Linked DNA regions of Homo sapiens: region 2 is linked to region 1. Evidence: chromatin contacts called from ENCODE Hi-C or POLR2A ChIA-PET data. All regions are on one chromosome and are shown on one strand. Each heading gives the region's core, a stretch centred on a gene start or an enhancer-like site at or near the end of the contact. The rest is flanking DNA. Distances are from core to core; before and after follow the strand shown. Region 1 has its middle 83 kb from the start of WASF1. Region 2 overlaps WASF1 (WASP family member 1).

The links. A loop is a pair of places that touch in the nucleus more often than their neighbours do. ChIA-PET counts read pairs that join two places held with the same protein, here RNA polymerase II (POLR2A). Pooled maps may share reads with other maps.
Region 2: a map of mammary epithelial cell shows a loop between it and region 1 (4-fold over the local background). The contact joins two enhancer-like sites. A Hi-C loop is called at or near these places in 2 of 168 maps with a recorded cell type or tissue (mammary epithelial cell and posterior vena cava) and 2 of 50 pooled maps. POLR2A ChIA-PET finds 5 or more read pairs at or near these places in 3 of 52 experiments (OCI-LY7, Panc1 and endothelial cell of umbilical vein).

The regions. Positions count from the first base shown.
Region 1 is chr6:110,094,466-110,098,383 of GRCh38, reverse strand. No RefSeq gene overlaps it. Among named protein-coding and RNA genes, the nearest start is that of WASF1, 83 kb to the left of the region's middle. Within about 2 kb of position 1,268, at least 14 of the 41 ENCODE cell types and tissues checked have a DNase peak (open chromatin) inside an H3K27ac peak, as active enhancers do; they include mammary epithelial cell, where a contact is called at or near this core.
Region 2 is chr6:110,138,764-110,142,714 of GRCh38, reverse strand. All of the region lies in intron 3 of WASF1 (WASP family member 1), which reads left to right. Among named protein-coding and RNA genes, the nearest start is that of WASF1, 39 kb to the left of the region's middle. Within about 2 kb of position 1,839, at least 2 of the 41 ENCODE cell types and tissues checked have a DNase peak (open chromatin) inside an H3K27ac peak, as active enhancers do; they include mammary epithelial cell, where a contact is called at or near this core.

The DNA.
Region 1 (3,918 bases), core at 19-2,518:
ACAAGAGATTAGAGAGCCATTTGAGGTTCCTTTCCAACCTCATGATAATGTATATTGTCAAATGTAACTCAAGAAAATATGTCACAGTTTAAAGTCTAAGTGTTCTTATGGTCAAAAGGAGGCAACTAGTATATATATTTTATAAAACTCAAATATATATATATATATTTGGGGCCAGATAACCAAAACATAATAGTACTGGTTTTGAAGCAGCTAAGGATGTTACAAAAGGAAATTGGTGAAGATTTCTTAATAATAGAAGTAGACATGTTAATCAGTAAAGCCCTGCAGTGTATATGCTCAGTAGCCTATGATAGACTTTTTTTGTTTTTCAGAATATTTTTGGAAGATGAAAAAGTGCCTGCAGACTAAATAAGCCAGATATGTAGTGTCCATTTTAAAATCAAAATAAATCTTTTAATCCAGATATTTAGCTTAACTTGCTTAGGGAATTTTGGAACAGAACATTCAGTGGCCAATTTTCATACCCTAAGAAGAATGAAAGTTACTGGGTAACAATTCAACCTTCTTGTTGAATTGATTTACTACTCATCAGGGTCATGCACAAGCATAGAATCAGAAAAAAAAAAATGCATTGTATACCACGGGGGAAACAATTGGCTTCACTTGTTTTGGTCGACATCACCCATTTACCTCTATATTATCAAATCCAGTGAATGCTTTTTAATCCTTAATTCACATATTCTGTGTTTATTCTACCTCCTCGAAGCTTTCAGTCTGTTGCCTTTGTTATGCTGATCCTTCTCCTTCTCCTCCTTCTCCTTCCCAGGAGAATGAGACAGGAGGAGAGGGAAATAACCTAGCAGCAGTGGTGTTTGGGATAAAATGCAATCATTATGGAGGAAAGGGAGTTTTTCTGTATCATTTCCTAATGAAGGATAGTCATAAGCTTCAGATTTATAAGACATTTTAAACCATCACCACTGCTTTTCATGACTTATAATCAATCTGGGCAGATGAGATGACTTCCAAATCATTTTCATGTTGTAAATATTTACTGAAAGATAATAATAATGTTCATTTAGGTTGTGTTCTATAAATCATGAAACGTCTTCCTCTATTTCCACTTTTAGAAAGCTCTGCCCCTTAACAACCATCTCACATCTGTATTTTCATGAAGTCTTCTCTAATTACAACTGGAGCTCATATTCCTTTTGAATTTCTTCTTTGTTTTTTTTAGATAGAGTCTCACTCTGAGCTGGAGTGACAGTAGGTCAGAGTCTCGCTCAGGCTGGAGTGCAGTGGCATGATCTTGGCTCACTGCAGGCTCCGCCTCCTGGGTTCAAGTTCCTTTTGAATTCCTGTAATTCTTTTATTATAAGCTTTTTTCAAGTGATACTCATACCATTTTGCATCACAGTTATTTCCTATTTGAGCTTGCCAAATAGATTTCTTGCCCAATAGCAAGGGTGTTGTCTTAAATACGCAGCTCACAATATCTCTTCACATAAACAGGTTCAGAAATACATTCTTTTTTGTTTGGTCCACTAGGCCTCTTAAAATTATTTCTTCCTAGGCACTGCTCCTGTTTAAAATTTCTTTCTCCACTAATCTCAGTAACATAGTTGATTTAAAACTAATCCTGATTTCATCAAAACTTTGTATGTGTGATTTTAATAAATGAAAAGTATGGGAATGATTCTTCTAACCAAAATGTGAAACTTATTAGTGTTTCTGAAGTCATTTCTTAAGACAGCAAAATTGATCATGTGTTTTAATTTCATGGGAATTCTCATGAATTACTTTCAAAACACAGCTTTAAGTTTGTCCTTAGCAAACATAACACTGCTGTTTATTTTTTCATTTTCACTCCACTATATATATCTTGACCCCAGCTTTTTTTTAAAACCACTTTTCCAAACTGAAGCAAATCTAAAATAAATTTAAAGCTCCTAAATAGTTCAAAAATTCCTTTTAGAATTCATTATTTCTGTAATATCTACTTAGGAAAAAAGTACAAATAAACCAATGCAAGATACTAATCATACAGTATCAGGATTTAAAGGATGGCTTTGCTATGTTGAACTAATGAAATGGAATATCAAATTATGGTATTTCCAAGTTGTGCCATATAGCTTATAATTAATTAAAATAATCTTACTGAAGCCAAACAGAATGCATAGGACCCTTGGAATACAAATAAGTTTTTTCCTCCCTTTATTCACTGCTGTACTAAGAGCAAATTTATGTCCTCCATGATTTGGCCCTAGAATGCATCAGTAATCTCTGTTGCTTTTCAAGCCTGACAACCAGGCTCTGAATAAAGAATGAATACCAGCCTTGAATGAACATTTCAGGCACTTTTTTTTAGAAGGCTAGTCATCAATACCTTTTTCTCATTATTGTAAGGCCAGCTGCTGTGTTTTTCCTTTAGAAAAAAAAAACATAACTGAGCATGTATTGAAGTCATCTTTCGCAAGATATTTATAGTTTCTTTTTGTATATTTGTTTAGTGGTAATGATTTTGAATATTTTATAGTATCTGTATAAATGTAATCCTTGTGTATATGTATGTGTTATACTCAAAGACTTTTTGATAGATTTCTTATTTATCCTGCCTTTAAGCTAGCTTTTTCAATACTACTCTTCTGACACCAGTGTCTCCAGGAGTATTAAAATTCCATATCTTCCTTTCTGGCCTGGAAACAATATAAAAGACACAAAAGCCATTAAGTCACAGTATGTTTTCCATTGTAACAGCTTCCAATATTACTTAAAGCGTCCATTTCATTCTTACCTATGCAAACCATGAAATGTTATACTTCTAATTTTAATGAAAATCTATAGGAACTGTTTATACCATTCCAGATAAAGGAGCACATCTCCTATTATTGATGGTTTATTTAATCTTTTTATTATATATTTATTATATTTCTTTTCATTTATTCAGCAGCATTTGTTGATGCCTGCAGAGTTTTGAGACTGCTGGGTATTGGGGCCACAACAGTGAATAGACAGAGCCCTACTTTCTGAGTATACAGATAAATTAACAAAGAACAATGAATGTTGTCAAGTAGCTCATAGGAAAGAGAACAGTCCTAGTCTAGGAAGTCAGGAAAGGCCTCTAAAAGGAAATGACACTGAAGGTTTGAGATCAACCTAGACAGATAAATGTTGAAGTGAGTGTGGAGTCTCCCAGGCAAAGGAAACAGATGCGTGTGAATGTAAGCAAATGCTTGGTGCAGAGCATACAAGCAATGCAATAGCTGGAAATACATTAGAAAGATAAGCAGGAGCAAATCATGAGAGGATCTTAGGAAACATAGTAAGGAGTTTGTATTTTATTCCATGGGCAATAAAACTGAAGAAGTGAGTTACCAGTGCAGCATTTTGGAAAGATAGCTGATGGCTACAAAGTGGTTAATGGATTAGAGAGAAGTCAGCTTGGAGGTCAAGAGACCACTCAGGCTGTTAGAATGGGTGGACAGATGATAGTTATAATGGTGGCAGAGGAGAGAAATAATGAGATAGATTTAAGAGATATTTAGGATGTGGAATATATGAGGTTTGGTAATTGGAGAGGAAGGAGTCAAGGATGACTTCCAGGGCTGACTTACTGTTGGGTGGAACATTAGAGGAGGAACAGGTTTGGGAGAATGGATGATAAAGTTTGGGACATTAGGCAGGGAGAGGATCACTGCCATGGATGGAGGGAGGAATTAATTTTATATTTGTGGAAGGAAACTATGCAGGAAGGAGAAAAAGATGGTATAAGTAGTTAAATTGAAGGTCTGATGCCAAAAAATTGAGATTTATTTTTTCTTTGAAGTAGATGACAACACTGCTTAGGGTGATTGGGGAATAAGAGGAGTGTAAACAATGTTAAGAAAAGTAGAGATGGCTTAACAATAGTCATTGTGAAAAATGGGAGAACTTTCCAAGGAAATAGGAAATTAT
Region 2 (3,951 bases), core at 590-3,089, 44 kb before region 1:
ATACTGAGATGAATTTGATTTTATATTTGCTTGATGATTAAATTATACCTTTTAGCATTTAGGGTTTCTTTTGTTTTTTGATTTTTTTAAAATTCTTTTCTAGCCTGACAAAGGATCCCATGAAAAAGATGGTGTTGGGATTGCTCTAAAATGGGAATCAGGCAGTTTTCTCAGGATTTAGGAGATAAAGTTATTAGGCTTTATTTTACTTTCTGCCACTGAGATTTTGATAGTTGAGTTAGATAAATGACATTAGAAATCACCAAGGAATAAGGTAGAGAAATAAGAAAATGGATCTGGTGTTGAAACTGAAGTAAAAAGAAAGGATGAGGAAAGGTTTTCTCTCTAAAAAGCTTTTGCATTGTACCTAAAGGCACTATTTTAATCACAATGAAAGCCATTTTTCTTTTGCGATTTGGATAATATTTCAAAACTAGTCTGTATGCTGTACATTCCTTTCATCAAAATGTGTGTGATTTTATACCCTTGAACTCTGAGCTAGCCCATAAAGATGAAGAAATGAGTAAGATATGATCCATCCATGCTTTTTCTTGGGAGAGTGAAACAAGCAAGCCTATGATTCCATAATACATTTGTAAGATATTATTTTTCTCAAATGTATTTCTTTTCCATGCACATACAAAAAAGCAGCTCCTTAGAATCATGATTAAGTAGTTGCTTTAGAAAGTGTATGTGTGAGGCGGGTGGATCACGAGGTCGGGAGTTCGAGACCAGCCTGACACGGTGAAACCCTGTCTCTACTAAAAATACAAAAATTAGCTGAGCGTGGCGGTGCGCACCTGTAATCCCAGCTACTCAGGAGTCTGAGGCAGGAGAATCGCTTGAACCTGGGTTGCGGAGGTTGCAGTGAGCCGAGATCATGCCATTGTACTCCAGCCTGGGTGACAGAGCGAGACTCCGACTCAAAGAAAAAAAAAAAAAGATAAGTGTATGTGTGTCTGTCTTCCCGCAGCAACCTATTTTTTCTTTTTTGGCTTCCTTAAAGCTCATGATTTTGTTATTTCTTCCATTTATTTATTGATTAGCTGTTGAACATCTGTGTTCTAGATCTTGGAGATACAAGTTGAGTAAGGCGAGTAAGGCAAGATTTTTGCCTTCTAAAAGCTGACATTCAGGCATGGATGTGTAAACAAATAAGCACAGTATAGTAAAGTATAATTGGTAGTAATTCGGTAGATGCATTTGTGGATCCATGTTGAGGGCATCAAAGAGTAGATGGTTACATCTGCCTGGGGGATTCAGTTAGTCTTCAGAAAAGAGTTGCTGCCTGAGTCTAGTCTTGAACAATTATATATTCTCTCTGAGGATAAAAAAGTGAAATACATCCCAGGCAGAGAGCAGCATGAGGAAAGGCAGGACTATAAAACAGTAAGATATATTTAGAATAATTAGAGTATAATGTAGGAGTGTAGTGAGAAATGAGGGTAGAAGTGAGGAGGTGGGCTAAATCCTGAAGAACCTTGTATATTATGTTTGGACTTTACCCTGACAACAAGGAACCAAGGAAGGGTTTGATTTTGCAGAAGGACATTTCCAGATTCAAAATTTTTATAATGCAATAGTCCCCCTTTCATTCATGGTTTTGCTTTCTGTGGTTTTAGTTACCAGTGGTCAACCATGGCCCAAAAATATTAAATGGAAAATTCCAGAAAAAAAAATTCATAAGTTTTAAATTGCATGTGATTCTGAGTAGCATGATGAAATCTTGTGCCATCCTGCCTGGAATGTGATTCATCCTTTTGTCTAGCATATCCACACTGTATATGCTTCCTTCTCATTGGTCATTGACATCCTCAGCTCCTGACTTTCAACCGTTGACATTGTCATGGCTCCTTCTGACATAGCTTAACACTATGTCACAGTAGCTATGTCATTCACCTCATTTCATCTGATCCTGTAGGCATTTTATCATTTCACACCATCACAAGAAGGGGGAGTTCAGTACTGTGAGTTGAAGAAACACACTCAATGTGTTTTTCCTCTGCTCTCACACCACAGCAACAATCAACACGGAATACTTGTGTGATCAGTTGTGTGGGGTTTTTCCCCGCACACCAAGCAAGCAATTAATTCTTCAGCAGACACTGGCTGGGTGTTCTTCAATTCAATTCTGACACTATCTACCTGGAGATAGTGTCAGATCCCATAGATTGAGGGTTCAGTCCCACAAGACTGCCACCTCTTGAGATACCAGTTGCAAGTTCAGGCCTCTGGAACTTCTGTTCCTACCCACTTCAAGTTGGGTTCCTATGACTCCCCCTTTGGGTTTGATTAATTTGCTGGAGTGGCTCACAGAACTCAGGGAAGCACTTATACTTACCAATTTATTATTAAAGGGTATTACAAGGAACATAGATAAGAATGCATGGGGCAAGTTATAGGGGAAGGGGCATAGAGCATCCATGCCTTTCCAGGACATACCACTTTCCAGGAACCTCCATGTGTTTACCTCTCTGGAAGCTCTCCAGACCCATCCTTATGAGTGTTTAGGGAGGCTTCATTACATAGACATGATTGAATAAACCTTTGGCTATTGGTGTCAACTTAACATTCAGCCTGTCTCAGCTCCCTGGATGTTAGGGGGATGGGGCTGAAAGTTCCAACCCTCTAATCATGCATTTGTCTTTCAGGTGACCAGCCCCAATCCTACAAAAAAGCAATGCTTTAGATATTCTAAGGAATTTAGAAGTTGTATCCCAGAAAATTGGGTGGAAAGCCAACCAAATAAATATTTCATAATATTACAAGTACAATTAGATGTTTTGAGAGAGCGAGAGGTCATATTCATGCAACTTTTGTTATAGTATATTATTATAATTTTCTATTATTAGTTATTGGGTTATCCTCTTACTGTGTCTAATTTATAAGTTAAATGTTACAGGTATGAATAGGAAAAAACATAGTATATATAGGCTCAGTACTATTTGTGGTTTCAGGCATCCACTGGAGGTCTTGGAATGTATCCTCCATGGATTGGAGGGGATCTGCTCTATTCTTAAAGCAGTGGTGTGGGATGGATTGAATTGGTGGGAGTGGTGGTGTAGATGGAATGACAAGGAGAAAATATAAGACTGGAGGAAGAAAGTCTAGTCTGTCAACCTAAGATAATTGAAAGAATCAGAATCCAGTTTAAAGAGTTTATTCAAGCAAAAAGCTGGGAATAGCCATTCAGGAGATGCAGACTTCAGAGAAATGGGGTCAGTGCTCTGAAGTTAAAAGTTAAGGTTTTGCTTATGATGGCGGCAGCAGCCCGTATGTAGCAGCTGCTGCAAAGATGCTGGCTGCAACGGGGGAGGAGCGGTCAGGGCTGGGAACAGGTGGGAGCCCTGCGCTCTACCAAGTTGGTGGGGTGGGAGCCCTGTGCTACTGGGCACAACTGCAGCCACCCAGCCACGGGCTGTGGTCCTGGCCATCCCCGTGCTCTTGGGGGCCTGGGAAATCTCTTTGCCCCCACAGGCTTGGAAGTGCCTGCTCCCACTCCCTGGTCTCTCCCCGATCCCGGCACCTGTTCCAGGGCAGAGCAAAGTTGTGGCTAAGCCCGGGTGGTGTCACAAGCTGGCCAGGTGTGTGTGTGCTCAAGGCAGTACTGACACACCAACCCCTGCCACCTTGACCCCCTCCAGACTTTGGGTGCCTATGAGCATGGGAGGAAAATGGAAGTGAGGCTGAGGGAAGCTCGGCTCAGGCCTGAAGGCATCTCTCAGCATGAACAGCCTGGGTGCCATGGACAGCATGTTGATGGTGACAGGAGGCAGACAGGCTCCTGAGTGGAAAAGGGTGGGTCCCAAGTGAAACCCCATCTTTAAGCCAGGGAAGGCCTGTAGCCTGGGGGCTGGGCTCTCAGTTCTGTGGACCACAGTGAGAACTTATGGTGTCTTTTCCAAGCCCACCCATGGCCGCCTATGGACCAATCAGCATGCTCTTCCTCCC